2 separate regions of the Homo sapiens genome follow, and region 1 is linked to region 2. Evidence: chromatin contacts called from ENCODE Hi-C data. All regions are on one chromosome and are shown on one strand. Each heading gives the region's core, a stretch centred on a gene start or an enhancer-like site at or near the end of the contact. The rest is flanking DNA. Distances are from core to core; before and after follow the strand shown. Region 1 holds the start of ADIRF-AS1 (ADIRF antisense RNA 1). Region 2 holds the start of KLLN (killin, p53 regulated DNA replication inhibitor).

The links. A loop is a pair of places that touch in the nucleus more often than their neighbours do. Pooled maps may share reads with other maps.
Region 1: a loop to region 2 is called in a pooled map, with 8 times the contacts of the local background. The contact joins the promoter of ADIRF-AS1 here to the promoter of KLLN in region 2. A Hi-C loop is called at or near these places in 5 of 50 pooled maps.

What each region holds. Positions count from the first base shown.
Region 1 is chr10:86,967,897-86,975,566 of GRCh38, reverse strand. It overlaps ADIRF-AS1 (ADIRF antisense RNA 1), which reads left to right and starts at 4,327. Exons shown (of 2, transcript NR_170185.1): 1 at 4,327-6,525. ADIRF (adipogenesis regulatory factor) reads right to left here and starts at 7,085. Exons shown (of 3, transcript NM_006829.3): 1 at 6,962-7,085; 2 at 5,305-5,367; 3 at 4,652-5,091. The coding sequence starts at 7,022. The coding sequence ends at 4,985. It overlaps LOC124902474, which reads right to left and starts at 4,162. Exons shown (of 3, transcript XM_047426123.1): 1 at 4,003-4,162; 2 at 2,310-2,454; 3 at 752-1,398. The coding sequence starts at 4,162. The coding sequence ends at 1,287. It overlaps AGAP11 (ArfGAP with GTPase domain, ankyrin repeat and PH domain 11), which reads right to left and starts at 5,231. Exons shown (of 11, transcript NR_171046.1): 1 at 4,652-5,231. RefSeq lists silencers at 3,850-4,399, 5,981-6,275 and enhancers at 3,598-4,797, 4,634-5,385, 5,386-6,139, 7,646-7,670.
Region 2 is chr10:87,862,277-87,869,994 of GRCh38, reverse strand. KLLN (killin, p53 regulated DNA replication inhibitor) reads left to right here and starts at 6,462. Exons shown (of 1, transcript NM_001126049.2): 1 at 6,462-7,718. The coding sequence starts at 7,508. It overlaps MLDHR (mitochondrial lactate dehydrogenase regulator), which reads right to left and starts at 6,436. Exons shown (of 1, transcript NM_001433720.1): 1 at 6,341-6,436. The coding sequence starts at 6,436. The coding sequence ends at 6,341. It overlaps PTEN (phosphatase and tensin homolog), which reads right to left and starts at 6,370. Exons shown (of 9, transcript NM_000314.8): 1 at 5,447-6,370. The coding sequence starts at 5,525. RefSeq lists silencers at 6,076-6,215, 6,306-6,615 and enhancers at 7,216-7,395, 7,646-7,718.

The sequences.
Region 1 (7,670 bases), core at 3,078-5,577, 890 kb after region 2:
AGACCAGTCTGGCCAACATAGTGAAACCCTGTCTGTACTAAAAATACAAAAATTAGCCAGGCATGGTGGCACATGCCTGCAATCCCAGCTACAGGCATGAGCTGAGACAGGAGGCTGAGACAGGAGAATCGCCTGAACCCAGGAGACGGAGGCTGCAGTGAGCCGACATCATGCCAGTGCACTCCAGCCTGGGCAACAGAGGAAGACTCTGTCTCAAAAAAATAAATAAATAAATAAATAAATATATATATATATATAAATAAAATGAACCCTCATGGACCCATTACCCAGTTATAGAAATTATTAACTCAGATATCAGATGTCTTATCTCTGTAAACATTTATCATCTTTAACTATTTCATTCTTGAGAAGACTCTGGGCTGGGTGCGGTGGCTCACACCTGTACTTCCAGCACTTTGGGAGGCCAAGGCTGATGGATCACCTAAGATCAGGTATTTGAGACCAGCCTGGCCAAAATGGTGAAACCCCATCTCTACTAAAAATACAAAAATTAGCCAGGCGTGGTGGCAGGCACCTGTAATCCCAGCTATTCCGGAAGCTGAGGCAGAAGAACTGCTTGAACCTGGGAGGTGGAGGTTGCAGTGAGCGGACACTGTGCCACTGCACTCCTGCCTGGGTAACAGGAGTGATACTCTGTCTCAAAAAAAAAAGAGAGAGAGAGAGAGAGAGAGAAGACTCTGCAGGACTAATTCTAACCAACCAAGAGATAGCAGAAAATATTCAGCAGAAGGAATGGCAAACAGCTTTTAATATCTTCAATTGCAGATCCAAGACAAAAACAAAGGTGTGGTTCAGGGCTGAGGAATGGAATGCAACTCTACGTGTTTTCACAATGTAGAAATGGGACAAGTAACATTTTTTAAAAAGGCGGCGGAGGGAGAGAAGGGGAGAGGAGGTGAAAGTGGAAGAATCTGCACCCTGCCTCATGTGTAGTCTGATGGGGGTCAAAGCTGAGAACTCCAGCGGTAGACGTTTGGGAGATTACATACAAAGAAGCTCATCCTACGGACTGAAAATGGGGATGAAGAAGAAGAGGGAGGAAGGAACGCCATCCAGAGAAAATGGTTTAAGGGAACACCTCCACCTGAAAATGCAGTCATTTGTAAGTGGAACCACAATGTAATGTTAGTGACTGTGTGTTTGGCTAGATGGGGAACTGGAATTTGGAGAATTAGGAATTATGTGTGGCATTGCTAATGGAAGAATTGATCTCTGGAGGACTGACTGACACCCAATAGGTGTAGTGTGGCCACAATCCTTCCTCCTCAGCCAGTCTGGGCTGTACTTGCTCCATGAACCTGGTGGAGACAGGCCTGGGCAGTATAAGCTCCCAAGGGCTCCTCTGGTGAAGCTGTCCTCACAGGGTTAACAAGCATTCTACACAGAAATATAGTTATAATTAAGCATTAACAGTTATAATTAAAAATTAACAGTTATAATTAAGCATTAATGAGGCTGTGCTTTAACTAAATTCCTTCTATAGAACTTCCCGTGGCACTGTATACTGACCATCTGCATCCCCACTGTTCCCACAGTTCGGCTTTCTGATGTTAGAATCATAGGCTTTTGTTTAGGAATTCCTTAAAACGTTTTTTTCGTTTGTTTTTTCAGTTTTTTTTTTTCCGAGACAGAGTCTCACTCTGTCGCCCAGGCTGGAGTGCAGCGGCACCATCTTGGCTCAGCAACCTCCACCTCCCAGGTTCAAGCAATTCTCCTGCCTCAGCCTCCCAAGTAACTGGGATTACAGGCGCACGCCACCAAACCCGACTAATTTTTGTATTTTTAGTAGAGACAGGGTTTCACTATGTGGCCAGGCTGGTCTCGAACTCCTAACGTCAGATGATCCGCCCACCTTGGCCTTCAGAGTACTGGGAAAACAGGAATGAGCCACCGCATCCAGCCTAAAATGTTTTTCAGATTCCAAATTCCAGTGAAACAAGTGACCCCAACCAGTTTGAACAGCCCAGAAGAACATAATCAGCATGAGAATACAGTTTTTTCATCTCCCTGGCCCCATGACTTCACTCCGCACTCTTCAACAAATCAACAATCTCCACACTTTGGCCTGCTCTAAAACTCTTAAGAACCCTAACCCCAAACTTCTCGGAGAGAGATTTGAGGTTTTCTCCCATCTTGTCTGGCAGCCCTGCGACTAAACCTCTTTCTTCTGCTGCAACCCGGTGTTTCGGGTGTATGGACTTGCCCTGCCATCAGGCAAGGGACCTATTACAGAGACACTGGCTCTGTGCCCTCTGTGTCCCAGACATGGTTCAAAAGGCAAGTCCCACCTGGCCCTGCCCTCCAGGGCTCCTAGTGTCGGGGGAGCAGAGGCACACAGGAACAGGCAATTGCACAGCGCCACCGGAGCACCAGCTCCATGGGGCTGGGGCAATGTGGAAGGGGCTGCATTGCAGAGATGGTTCCATGGTAAACCTGAAAATGAGAACTCACTGTCATCCATCAGGAGAACAAAAGGATGGTCCTCCATGCAATCATTTAGCCAGTGCTGCCTGAGCACCGCAGAAGACACAGAGCATGCACTAAAAAGGGACTGGTTACAGCCCCATGAACCACCACTATGGAGAAGCACACATGAAGGCTCATTGTGACTCTAAAAAGGAGGTACAGGGGGTGTGAGAATGTGTCACCAGGGGCCTGATGCATATTGTGTGTGTGTGTGTGTGTGTGTGTGTGTGTCGGCACACCCAAGGCCGCTGAGACCTGACGTTTGGAAGAGCAATAGGCAAGGGTGATTTATGGAGAGTATGCCAGGCAGAAAATGCCGCAGGTGTGAAGATACCGAGGCAGCAGGAGCATGATGGGAAGGTCAAGGTGGCTGAGATGGAAGGGAGGGGGTGTTGTGGGAACAGGCTGGAGGTCTGGGAGGCTCTGCCCTCATCAGCAGGTGGGCTTTTCCTTAGACTTGTTCCTCAGACTTGTTCCTCCTGTGGTTCCAAGTGGCTGGTTCTAGGGTTCCTTTCCAGCCACAAGGTGTCCAGAGGAAGATGAAGGGCGGCTTTTTTTTTTTTTTCTGAGACAGGGTCTCACTCTGTTGCCCAGACTGAGTGCAGCGGTCCTCGACCTCCCGGTCTCAAGTCATTCTCCCGCCTCAGCCTCCCAAAGTGCTGGGATTACAGGCTGAGCCACCATGCCCCGCCTTCAAGACAAGAAAAGCCTTTTCTAGAAGACTCCTGGCCTCAGGCCTGATCTCTCTCCTTGGCCGCACCTGGGTCGCACTTAAGGCGATCACTCACAAGGAGAACAAGTGAAAAGTCCCTTGGGATTCATCCCTGAGTCATAGGGGAATGATGCACACCAGAAGGATGCTGGGCTCTGCCAGTCCAGCCCCACCAGCCTCCTGGAGTGGCCCTGAGGCCGGCTCTCCAGACCCTAGGACCTGCTCCTGGAGGCAGGGGCTCCTGGAAGCGCCCCTGACACTGCTCCGGGTGTCTCTTCAAGGACTTTCCCACATTCTACAAAGAAACCTTTTGGGGACAGTCAGCAACATGTAACCGATAGTGGAACCAGGGCAGCCCTGGGTTAAGGGTGGTAGACACGTGCCCCGCGAGGGAGATCTCAGACTGGAGAAGGGAACGGCCTCCTAGGCAGACCTGTACTGCAGCATCTGGACTGGCAGCCAGGTTGGGGACTTCGTCCCCTGCTGGGAGGCCGGGGAAGGCAGGGAGCGCGCCTTGAGTCCGCTGACTAAATCGCCTCAGAACTGGGAAGCACCGCGTAGTCGGTACCTTTCAACAGAAACGCAGAGGCCACTGGCGCGCAGGAGGAGGCGACTGCAGGTGGAGGTAGTACCGGGGTAAAGACATGGAGCGGGTGGACGGGAACCGCTAGGGGCCCGCTGGGGCGTGAGGGGCGCGGGGAGGAAAGGGCCGCAGCAGCCCACGCCCCGCGCCAGGGCCAGGCCTCATCCGGCGCTCAACCAGTGCCACGTTGAGTCACCTACTGGCAAGGCATACACCGTACCGGGGCCACACGCGTGGACACGTGCCGGGGGGGTGCTGGGAACACCAGTCCATCCGGAACCCACTAGACAAAACCTTCCAGGGCCGGAGGTTACCGGTTTGTCCCGAAAGGAAGTGGTGTGGAAGGGAGGGGTCTCCCGCACGCGAGCGCGCACGTGCATGCCCCCCCCACAACCGTGCTTCGTTCTCACGTGCACGGCCCCGTGCCCCGAAGCCCCTCCCCGGGGAGTGGCGGGGCGGGACCCCGCCGGGCGGCAGCGCCCCACTCAACAAAGCTTCCCGCGGGCCCTGCCCCATGACTCACCGCTGGGTGGGGCGGGCACGCAGGCAACCCGCGGGCCGAGACGGGGTAGTGAGGGCCGGAAGCCCGGCTCCCGACTCCGCTTCGTCCCCACAACCTCCGGCCGCCTGAAGTCCTGAGGGGCCGTGGCCCTGGGTCGTCTCCCCTGTTCCCAGCCTCCAGTCGCAGCTGGCGGAGAGAAGTTCCCGAGGCCCCCCCGACTTGCAAGGTCCCTTGCCCCGCCCAGAGCTGAGCCTTCCGAGGATCTGAGGACCGAGTCCAGCCCAGCTCCCAGGAGGGGCCGGGATCCTGGGGCAGGGAATAAGGGGCAGGGGCTGGCTCTAAAGTCGGGCGGGAGAGGGGCACTAACCGAGATGGGGGCTGAGCCTCCGGTCTGGGAGCTTCGGGAGGCGCGTGGCGGGATGGAAAACATTCCTGAGACCGTTGGATTGGATTTCCGAATTTGGGAGGCTAGGACTCCGGCTACGGTGGCTCTGCTCTTGGGATGAGAGGACTGGGCCCAGCTTGCGAGGAATCATGAAGTGGACACAGGGTGGGAACGTGAATTTTAATGAGGGGGCAGACCGAGGAGGTGGTGGCTGCCCGGAGATCAGGGCCAGGCTGTGCTAGATGGCGCCTGGAAGGGGGGTCACCCAAGTCTCCCTGCTGTCATTTCAGGAGGCCGACCCAAGTCTCCCTGCTGTCATTTCAGGAGGCCGAATTTTTTCCCAATCCCAGAGAAGGTGTCAGAGGCCTGGTTAGCAGTCTTGTCGATGGTTTCCTGGGTGGTCTTGGCCAGCTGGTCCATGGCTGGGGAAGGGCGGGAGAGAGGGCAGGTCAGGCAGGGCCCGGGAACCACAGTGCCTGTAGGCTTAGCCTGGCCTGGGTCTCCCGGGGGACCTGCTTGGGGCATTGTGGACAGAGGGCTCTGCAGAGGAGAGGATGTGCCTGGGCCCCAGCCGGGATGGGGCGGGGAGTGGGAGGTGTGCTGGGGTTGCCCGCCTCCCTCCAGCCCCACCAGACCTTTCTGCCCCGCCTCTGTGGCCTGGTCCACCACTTGCTGAGCTGCCGCTCCGGCCGCTGACACTGGAACAGAGAGATGTGGCTTTTAGCCCCTGTTGAGGCACCACCGACTACAGGTGCCCCACCATTGCCATGCCTCTGTGTCCTCCAGAGTATTCGGTGGTACAGGTCCAAGGGATGGATGCCATGGAGATAAAGTCCCTGGCCCAGGGCCCCCCAGCCCGAGGGGCAGGAGACCTTTCCATGCCTCTGGGATGTTTTTGTTTATTTCTAACTCTGAGCTCCTTCTCTGTGGGGGAGGAGCTTCCCTTTCCATCTCCAGGGCTACTGAGAAAATGTTGGACAGAGGAAGGAAGGCAGGGCAGGGCCAGGCTGCAGCTAGCATCTGGACTGTTGGCTAATGCTGGTGATGGCGCAGAAGACCCTTGCCCCCTTTTACAGCTTCTCCCCTAGAAGCCTGGCCCAGATGCCTGAATTCCCACCTTTCATGCACTTAGCCCTGGGGCTTGCAGTTTTGCCAGGTCCTTACTGCCTCCTCCCTCCTGTGGCCTGCCCGGAGGGGCACACAAGCAAAGCCAGTGCCTCTGTGGACAGGCAGCTTAAGACATTAGGAGACAAATGAAGGAAGGAGGCAAAACTTCCAAGGCCGGACTATCTCCTCTGGACCAGAGTTTCGGCCTGCTGGGAATGGAGTCACCAGCCCCGGGGGGGCTGACAGGTGGCTCCCGCCTACAGAGCTGTAACTCATCCCTGCTGCTGAACAGGAAAGGGCCTGCCTTACCCAGATCCCATCCTCCGGAAAGGGTTAGTCAGGCAAGTGTGCTGAGAGGCCCCTGGGAACCTCGTCTCGATTAACCCATCAGAAAGCAGCCCATCCTTTGCACCCAGCTCTCAGATGGAAAAGTGAAGCCCAGAAGGAAGGGACCTGACACGGAGGCTTCCTTGGTAGCATTTCAGTCTCAAGGGAAGAACTGTGGGCCTCCCCTGGAGCACTGGTGAAGTAAGGGGTTGGTTTGGATATTGTCTCCTGACTGGGATATGGGCAGGACTGACAGGGAGCTGGAGTCCTAACGAAGCCTGGGCTAGGTGCAGGAAGAACCAACCCAGTGGTCTCCTGACATCTCCCACGCCCCCACCGCAGCTGGGTCACCTCCAGAATACGGAGGAGAGAGCTGGAGGTGGAGGAACTAAGGACCTTCTTTGCCAGGTGGGGACTTAAAGGTAAGGCGACGATTACTTTTCGGCGATGGGGGTGGGATGGAAACAAAGCCCTTTGAGGTCTGGGGCAGCCTCTGGTGGCGCGCGCGGGTTTAAGTGGTGGCGGGCCGCGCCCGATCCCTGTCCTGGACCTTCACCCTCTCCTGAGGGCCTGGGCGGGCCGCCCAGCGCCAGCATGGCCTCCTTGGAGGGGCTCCCGCAGTGCCCGCAGCGCAGCTCCGGCTCCTCCGGAGCCTCTGTTCCGCTGCCTCCCTGCGGGCACCATCTGTCTGCTCGCCGGGGTGGGCGTTCTGCCTGCCCCCTGCGTCTCAGTGGAGGACCGAGCCTTCCGAGCCAAGCTGCCGGTCCAGGAACTTGCGGACCGCGCCGACCCGCTGCTTCTGCCTGCGCATCCACGCAGGTGCCCCTGCCTGAGCCCTAGGTCGCGCGCTATCCTCACCGGCTTCCTGGGCGGTCCCCTCCACCTGTTGCTTCAGGTCCTGCAAGCCCTTGCTTGCCATGGCTTCGGGGTATCTGTGGAGTCGTCAAGAGCAGCTGGAGCGACGTTGGATCCTGCCCAGAGTGGCGATGCCAAGCGCCAGCTCCGGTTTTTAAGGCGCCCCAGGGCTGGCCTGCCCCGCGTAGGGGAGAGGGCGCGGGGCGGTTCCCGTCATACAGGCTCCGGGGAGTGGCCGGGCCCTGCTCCAGAGTCCGCAGGGCAGGGAGCACATCCTGGCCTAAGACGGGCCGCGGTGGGAAAGGGGCAGACCGAACCAGGGACCGAAGAGGTGCCAGGACAGGGGTCCAGAGAGGAGCTGGAGGCAGGAGAAGGGCGCACACCACCTCCCAGCTCATCAGCCCCAGCCCTCCCTTTCTGATCCTGGGCGTGAGCGCTGGGTCAGCTCCAGGGCAGGAGCTCAGGGCTGGTGTTGACCTTAATGACAGCAGTGGTCTTTTACTGAGCATTTGTCTTGTGCCAGGTGCTGCCTAACGCTCTGCAGTCTCTTGTATAATCTTTACAACCACCTCCTGAAGTGGGTATTTTTGTTGATAGCATCAGTGTATAGGAGGAAACTGAGGCAGTGAGGTCGGTCTCACCCAAACGCATGTGGCAGGGACTTGGATCCTCGAATCTGCCTAGGTGCCTGTAAACCCTAGGGCTCTGGCAT
Region 2 (7,718 bases), core at 5,213-7,712:
CCAGCTACTAAATGGAAGATCCAGGATTACAAAACAAGCAGTCTGGCTCCAGAGCCCACACTGCCTCCCTAAAATCTAAAATGAAACAATGTATATATGCTTAAAAGTATAGATAAACGTAATACTCAAAATTTTAACATAATTTAAAATAGATCTGACCATATTTAAAAACTATAGAACAATATTCTCTAAGGTAGTCTTTTCTTTAAAGAAACAAAAATTCGTTTTTTAATAAATATTAAGATAAAAGGTTTGCTAACTTTGTATACACATACACACACAGAGAAATCAAACACTGGTTAGATTCACTGTTCATATTTGAAGTGGTGAGTACTGATAATAATTATGTGTATAATTACTTAAAATATAATGTGTAAACAGTCTTCTTTTTCACACTATGTGGAGGTCAAGAAAATTCTTTTGATGGCAGGTACAGCTACAATATCCATCTCTCAATATTCTCAACACTGGCCAGGCGCAGTGGCTCACGCCTGTAATCCCAGCATTTTGGGAGGCCGAGGCAGGCGGATCACTTGAGGTCTGGAGTTTGAGACCAGCCTGGCCAAGGTGGTAAAACCCCATCTCTACTAAAAGTACAAAAACTATCTGGGCGTGGTGGCATGCACCTATAATCCCAGCTGCTTGGGAGGTTCAGGCAGGAGAATCGCCTGAACCTGGGAGGCAGAGGTTCCAGTGAGCCGAGATCCTGCCACTGCACCCCAGACTGGGCGATAGAGCGAGATTCCATCTCAAAAAAAAAAAAAAAAAAAAAAAAATTCTCAACACTGCCAAAAAGTAATGCCTTGAAGATGTCCTAATACCTTGAAGATGTTCACACATGTCCCAATGTCAACTGTTGCAAATGAAGAATCTGCCTTAACTATACAGAACTAAAACTTCCCAAATAAAATTAATTCACCCTTAAATTATGTTACTCTTCTTATATTTGCCGATACTTATTTATTCCAGTGCAAATTATTTTAAAAGAATTAAATTGCTAATACTTCCTCTGCAACCAATGAAAAAAATTCAAAAAACTAAGGGAAAGGTGAATAGTCAAGTACAATATACTAATTTCACCTTTCTTGGCAAATTATTTTACATTAGTGAATGCATATACTCAATATGTACAAAGAGAATCACCAAACACAGACCAATATACTTTTAACCACCTATGGAAGAACGTATATGTGGCAGTAATGCACCCTATAAAAGACTTACAGTTATCAGTTTGCTCAGCAAAGCCTTACCAATTTAAGGTTAGTCTAACCTCAACATTATTCTCTCTGATAAGCAACTAAATTAATTTCAAAGCTACCAAATAGAAAGCAATTGTAAAACAGAACTGACTGACCCCAGTCTCACAAATTTCCTAAGTCACTATCTTCAGAACAAATCCTAACATCTTTTCTTAATGAATTCAGGCCACAAGATGAATTCTTCAATGCTGACTGTGAAAATCAAGTTTAACAGAAAAAATGAAGAAAAAGGTAACAAGATTAAGAACTAATGGGTTCCATGTAATAAAACTTCTGAACTGTTTGTTTAACCCAACGGTTTCTACAGAAAAAAAAAAATACATTTCTTAAGCTATGTTAATATTACATTTTCTGGAAGCTAAATCCTTGTAGTATGGCAGAGGCCTCACATTTCAATTAAGCAGAAAATTGTCATATGCATGCAACACTTCTACAATTCTCTTTACAAACTCTGAAGTCACACACAATATCAATAATAAAAGTGATTTCCTAAGCTTTCGTCTTACTTAAAAGATTGAGATGAAAATTTAAAAATAGCACGTTTACTTCAAGTGAATTAATGTTAAAACTTTGTGAAGTGAATTTCCCATAACAAATACTCCTCCATTAAAAGTCACTGAAGTGATTACTTCAGAAGCGGCTTAAAATATTTTTTTAAGTGTTGCGCTATCACCAAATGAACAAACAGCAAATGGAGGCAAATTTCAAAATAACATTAGAAAATAAGAATTGAAGACTTCTTCACTTCCAAAAAGTAAGCCATTTCATAACACTAAGAAGTTTATGTATTTTATGTGGCTATGAGAAAGCAGATGCACTGTTCCATACAAAAATTAAAATATCACCAGTTGCCTTTCCCATGTTATTAAAAATAAAATTCTAAAAAGGTAATAAAGGAATCTTTCTTTACTATCTTCTAAAACTAAGTTTAAAATGAAGGTGGTTATACCTCACCATATTTTATTATCTTTAATCATTTAGTATTTACTTAGTATATTATAAGCAATGTAAATCTGCATTGATGACTATACTGCTGTGCAAACTTTTACACTGGCAGCAATAAAATTCCTTTTTCCTCATATAAACTGTACATTACTCCTTTCAGTTGTGCTTTACACTTGAATAAGCACTATGAAAAATGAAGTTTGTAAGTTATCATACAGCAATTAGGTGGTCCAGTCATGTTTTTCAGGAAATATAACTTAGCAGATACAAAACAATGTAAAATAAATGTTGTGAATAGAATACTTTTTAAAACCCTCATGATTAATTTCAGTAATCACTTACCTTGAGGTAATTTAGGTAACTTCAATAGTCACTGTACTCTCTACAAGTTAAAAGTATTCCCTGTGAACATTTATTTGAAAAGAGGCAAATCTACCAAACAATAAAAATACAACAGAAGCCTAACGTTTCCACATACCCTAAATACACTTAATTTTTCTATAGTCTCAAATTCAGCACTATATTTCAGACTAATATTAAGCATATAACCCTACTAACAAATTTTTAGAATAATTTAATTTTGCGATAATATTTTAAAACTGAATTATTGTCCTCAATTTTCCTCGGAGAAATGGCTTCATTATTAATCTTTCTTTATCAGATAAAAATACTCCAATCACTACTTTCATAAAGGAATTTAACTTTTCACAGGTTAGTTACTGAAATAAATACTACAACATGTCAAAGACAAAGTCTTCAATGACAATTTTAATGCCTTCCCACTCCAATAAACAGAAAACATTAACGTGAAAACAAGCAAACCAAGTACGTTGGAATATCAAAATTATTGGGAGTGCAATTATCAAAAAAGCAAGCACTTCACTGACTTTCCTTACTGACTTTTTTTCATATCAACTTTTGGCTCAATAAAACCACAACTCTAGAAATTAAGTGTTATTAGTCATTTGACGCAATATTTGATACTGCTTTCTATGCATATCATAACTAAAAGTACAGTTTTAGAGAAAGTTTTAAGTCACACAAATTTCATGTGTAGAGACCAACATACGCTGAAATCAAAGAAAATGCCAGTCATGTCACAGCTCACATGTAAAAACCTGGTAAAATAATTTTAAGGTCTTAATAACCCTGATAATTTAAAATCAAGTGGGAAAAGTAAAAGTAGTGTGTTATGTACTTTAAGTGCTGAAAGAAATCTGTCTCCCAGACAGCATTCAATTATTTTCTTCAAAGGCTTTTTTTTCAAAGTTACATAAACATTTAATTTTTTGTTCCTATATATTTGGATGACTGTCAGTAATTCATGCTAATAGTAGACTGCTTTGGAAGTCACAAAAGAATTTTTCCATAATTATCTTCTGGGCAAGCGGGTCCAGTTTAGCCTTAGTAACATTCTCAATTAATGTCAACTTCAAAATTTGCAAATACTCTTTTAAAATAATATTTTTGGCTTAACAGAAAACTAAATTTTGGGAAGCTACTTCTTCAGTAAGTTTTACATTCATTTCAAAACAAAAACTTGGGCAAAATTAACTGTGCACATTTATATGCAGCTAACATAATCCAACGGAATAAAACCTCTCCCGATATAAACGCTGTCTTAAAAAAAAATATTCCCCACAATTTTTAGCAGGACATATAGACACTGTAGTGTCACTCTACCTTTAGACAAAATGCAACTGACATTTGCTAAGAAATAACTTTTATTAAAAATACTGTGCTAGTACTTATGCAATTACATAATTTTAACTAAATATTGTCCACTGCCACAATTCGCATTACCAAACTCATATTACCAAATTTTAGGCCTTGATAGAGCCTAAATGCTTCAGTCACTTCAGACCAATAACTTAATTCTGTTTTCACATACCTTATACACTGGCCTACCAATAGCTCTCAATTCCTGTCAATACTTTCCCCATTCTGCAAAAAGAGGGCCCCATCCCCATCCCTAATCAAAACCAATGTGTTGTACCTGAAACTGCAAAGATTAATGCTTTTCGATGACCACTAACTTTTGAAGCCCGAAGGCCTAACTTTTAGACAACTAAAGCTACACACTGTTAAAATTCTTGGGCTTCTGTCTTATTCAGCAAGCTGACTCAGTAAATTTAATACACTGTATGAAAAAAGCTAACATACCTACAATCTAAAGCTGGAGTAAACCCCTCTTGCCAGCATTTCTAGATATTAGCTGGTAAAATACAACTGACATTCTACACAAATCAGTAAAATTAACGATACCAAAAGGTGTCAGAGGACCTGAAACCTAAAAACGGTGAGCAGCAATTCTGGCATCACAACAATACTTAAATTTCAAGCATGAACTGAAGTTTTATTTCTGCAATCTTCACTTGCTACACACAATACCCTTGAACCTACACATTACCATCTGGGATCAGAAACTACTCAATATCCATTCTATGTTTATGACAAGAGCACTGAACATTAAATGCTACTGAAGTGCAAATTTCAAGCACTATCCTACATCACCCCATAGGGAGAGAAAAAGGTAAATATAACAAAGATCTAGTAAGAACGCCTTATAAGGTATATTATGGCACTATTGACTTCAAACTACAAAACTTCTACATACAGTTCAAAGTTGTAGGTAACTTAAGTTTAAACATTAACAAAACTACTTTTTGCCCTCAATGTGCACCATATATACTGAAAATGATTCTGCTTCTAAAGTTATGCAAATCAGTCATATTTTAAAAGAATCTATCAATGCAACTCAGGAAACTAAAACAATCACTGCAAGATTCTGATGCAATATGCGTACGTGCAACACTAATTTTCATTTTATTCTGATCTAAACCCTTGATCTAGGGCCTAAGCCAAGATTTAATCGAAATATGCTCAACCTCAAAAAGCGTCTACTTTTTTGTTCATTTAGGAGACCGGATTACCGAGCTCGCTAATCCACTAACAGTGTACTGTATTCTGTATTAACGGACAATAGCCCTCAGGAAGAGACCATATAGATAGCCTAAGAAAGCAATCGGTGGCTTGACACTTGCAACCAGGCAAGAGTTCCGTCTAGCCAAACACACCCTAGGTTGAATACACAGAAAGGAAACACAAAATATATGACCTAGCAACCTGACCAGGGTTAAATGTTATAGTCACCCAAACTACGGACATTTTCGCATCCGTCTACTCCCACGTTCTAAGAGAGTGACAGAAAGGTAAAGAGGAGCAGCCGCAGAAATGGATACAGGTCAAGTCTAAGTCGAATCCATCCTCTTGATATCTCCTTTTGTTTCTGCTAACGATCTCTTTGATGATGGCTGTCATGTCTGGGAGCCTGTGGCTGAAGAAAAAGGAGGAGAGAGATGGCAGAAGCTGCTGGTGGCGGGGCTTCTTCTGCAGGATGGAAATGGCTCTGGACTTGGCGGTAGCTGATGCCCCTCGCTCTGCCGCCGCTTGGCTCTGGACCGCAGCCGGGTAATGGCTGCTGCGGCGGCTGCTGGATGGTTGCAGCGACTGGGCCTGCTTCTCCTCAGCAGCCAGAGGCCTGGCAGCGGCGGCAGCGGAATGGGGAGAAGACGAATAATCCTCCGAACGGCTGCCTCCGCCGGCGGCCTCCGGAGCCCGGGCCACGGGGGGTGCGGCGGCGGCGCACGGGAGGTTTAAAACCGGCCCGGGTCCCTGGATGTGCCAGCCGCCGCCGCCGCCGTGTTGGAGGCAGTAGAAGGGGAGAGACCAACTCTCCGGCGTTCCCAGCCCTGGAAATGGTGACAGGCGACTCAGACCCCCTCCCTGGAGCTGCAGCCGCCGCGGCCGCCGCCGCCGCCGCTTCTCCCCCCCGCTCCAGGAGCGGGAGGTGCCGCCGCCGCCGCCGCGCCTCAGCCGGCTCCCGCCCGAGCCCACGGCTTCCACCTTCCCTTTCAGGAGAAGCCGAGGAAGAGGCTGCACGGTTAGAAAAGACGAAGAGGAGGCGAGAAACGCCGCCGCTGCCGCCGCCGCAGGCCGGCCGGCTCCCCGAGGGCGCTGCCCCCGCGGCTGCTCACAGGCGCTGAGAGGGGCTCCGGGCCGCGGCCGCCGCCGTCTCTCATCTCCCTCGCCTGAGCCCGGCCTCGCCTCACAGCGGCTCAACTCTCAAACTTCCATCATGGCTGCAGCTTCCGAGAGGAGAGAACTGAGCGCAGTCGCGTCCCAGCGCCGAGCGCGTATCCTGCCGCAGCGCATAAAGAGTCCCGCCACATCACCGCCCGCCGGCCTGCCCGCCCCCTCCGCCGCCGCGCCGGGAGCCCGGGCGCCTCGGAAGACCGAGGGGAGGCGGGAGGCGAGCGAGAGGCGGACGGGACCGCGCCGGGCGAGGGGAGGGCAGGGCAGGGCAGGGGGCGGTAGGAGGGGGCAGAGCGGTAGCTCTGGGTGCGAGCGCAGAGTCCCCAAGCCGCAGGCTCTACTGAGCATGCCCAGTGTAGCTGCCTGGGGCTTGCTCGGGCCGGTTCCCAGCCGCCAGCCTGCAGCTGCACTTGCTGCGGCTTTTGCAGCAACGCGAGGCGAGGATAACGAGCTAAGCCTCGGCCTCTGCCCAGAAACCCAGCCGGAGGCAGGGTAGGCTGTTGTGGGGCGGGGGTGGAGGACTGATGATGAAAGCTGAGATGGGTGCGTTGAGCAGTGTCACTGACTCGAGTCTGAGGTTACCTGTGCACAGGTGAAAAGGACCAGGTGACCACGCTGCTCAGTGTAGAGGGAAATGCAGGGACGGTCCCTGCAAGGGGAATACCCTCCCCCCTTGCCTCTACCCCTAGATTTCCGCGGCGTGGACTGCATTCGCTCTTTCCTTTTGCACCGCTGTCGGATCACAATCGTTCGCAGAGATTTGACTGTAACAGCCTTTGCCTAGAGATTCCCCCTTCCCCCAAATCTGTGTCCTCATGGTGTCAGTCTTAGCACAAAGAGCAACCTGCTATTGTGTCGCCAGCGTGTATCACCTCATCCGGCTCCCTTGCAGCGCCCCACCTCTCGCTTCCCCGGTAACTCGGCTCGTTTGCCCTAAAAATGAAAGCTCTCAGCCGAGCGTGCTGAACGTGAACACATAGCCGTTGAATTTCAAGGGCCCAAAGGGCACCTATCTAAATGAACTGAAAGAGGATCCCTGTGAGTGGGACGCACCCCGCAGGCCTCTCCTGCGCCCGCTCCGGTGCCCCCAAGAGAGTCGAGCATCTTTCCCCTCGGGCTCCAGGTCGGTTCGCGGCGTCGGAGTCAAGCTCGGTTCTCAGAGACCACCTAGCCCCGCCCCCCCTTGGCCGCCGTGAAAACCCGGCAGGATGGATCGCCCGGGGCCAGGCTCCGCGCGCCCCGGCCGGACCGTGCACGTTTGGGGTTACCGGGTTGAGTGGAAAGTACGGAACGGTAGGAAGCTGCAGCCCAGCGAGTGGGCGGGGCGAGGAGACCTAGGAGGGTTCAAAAGGAGGTGGAAGGATACACGGGCCACAGTCGGAACTACTTTCCGAAGGAGGTCACGTGTGTCCCTAGTTG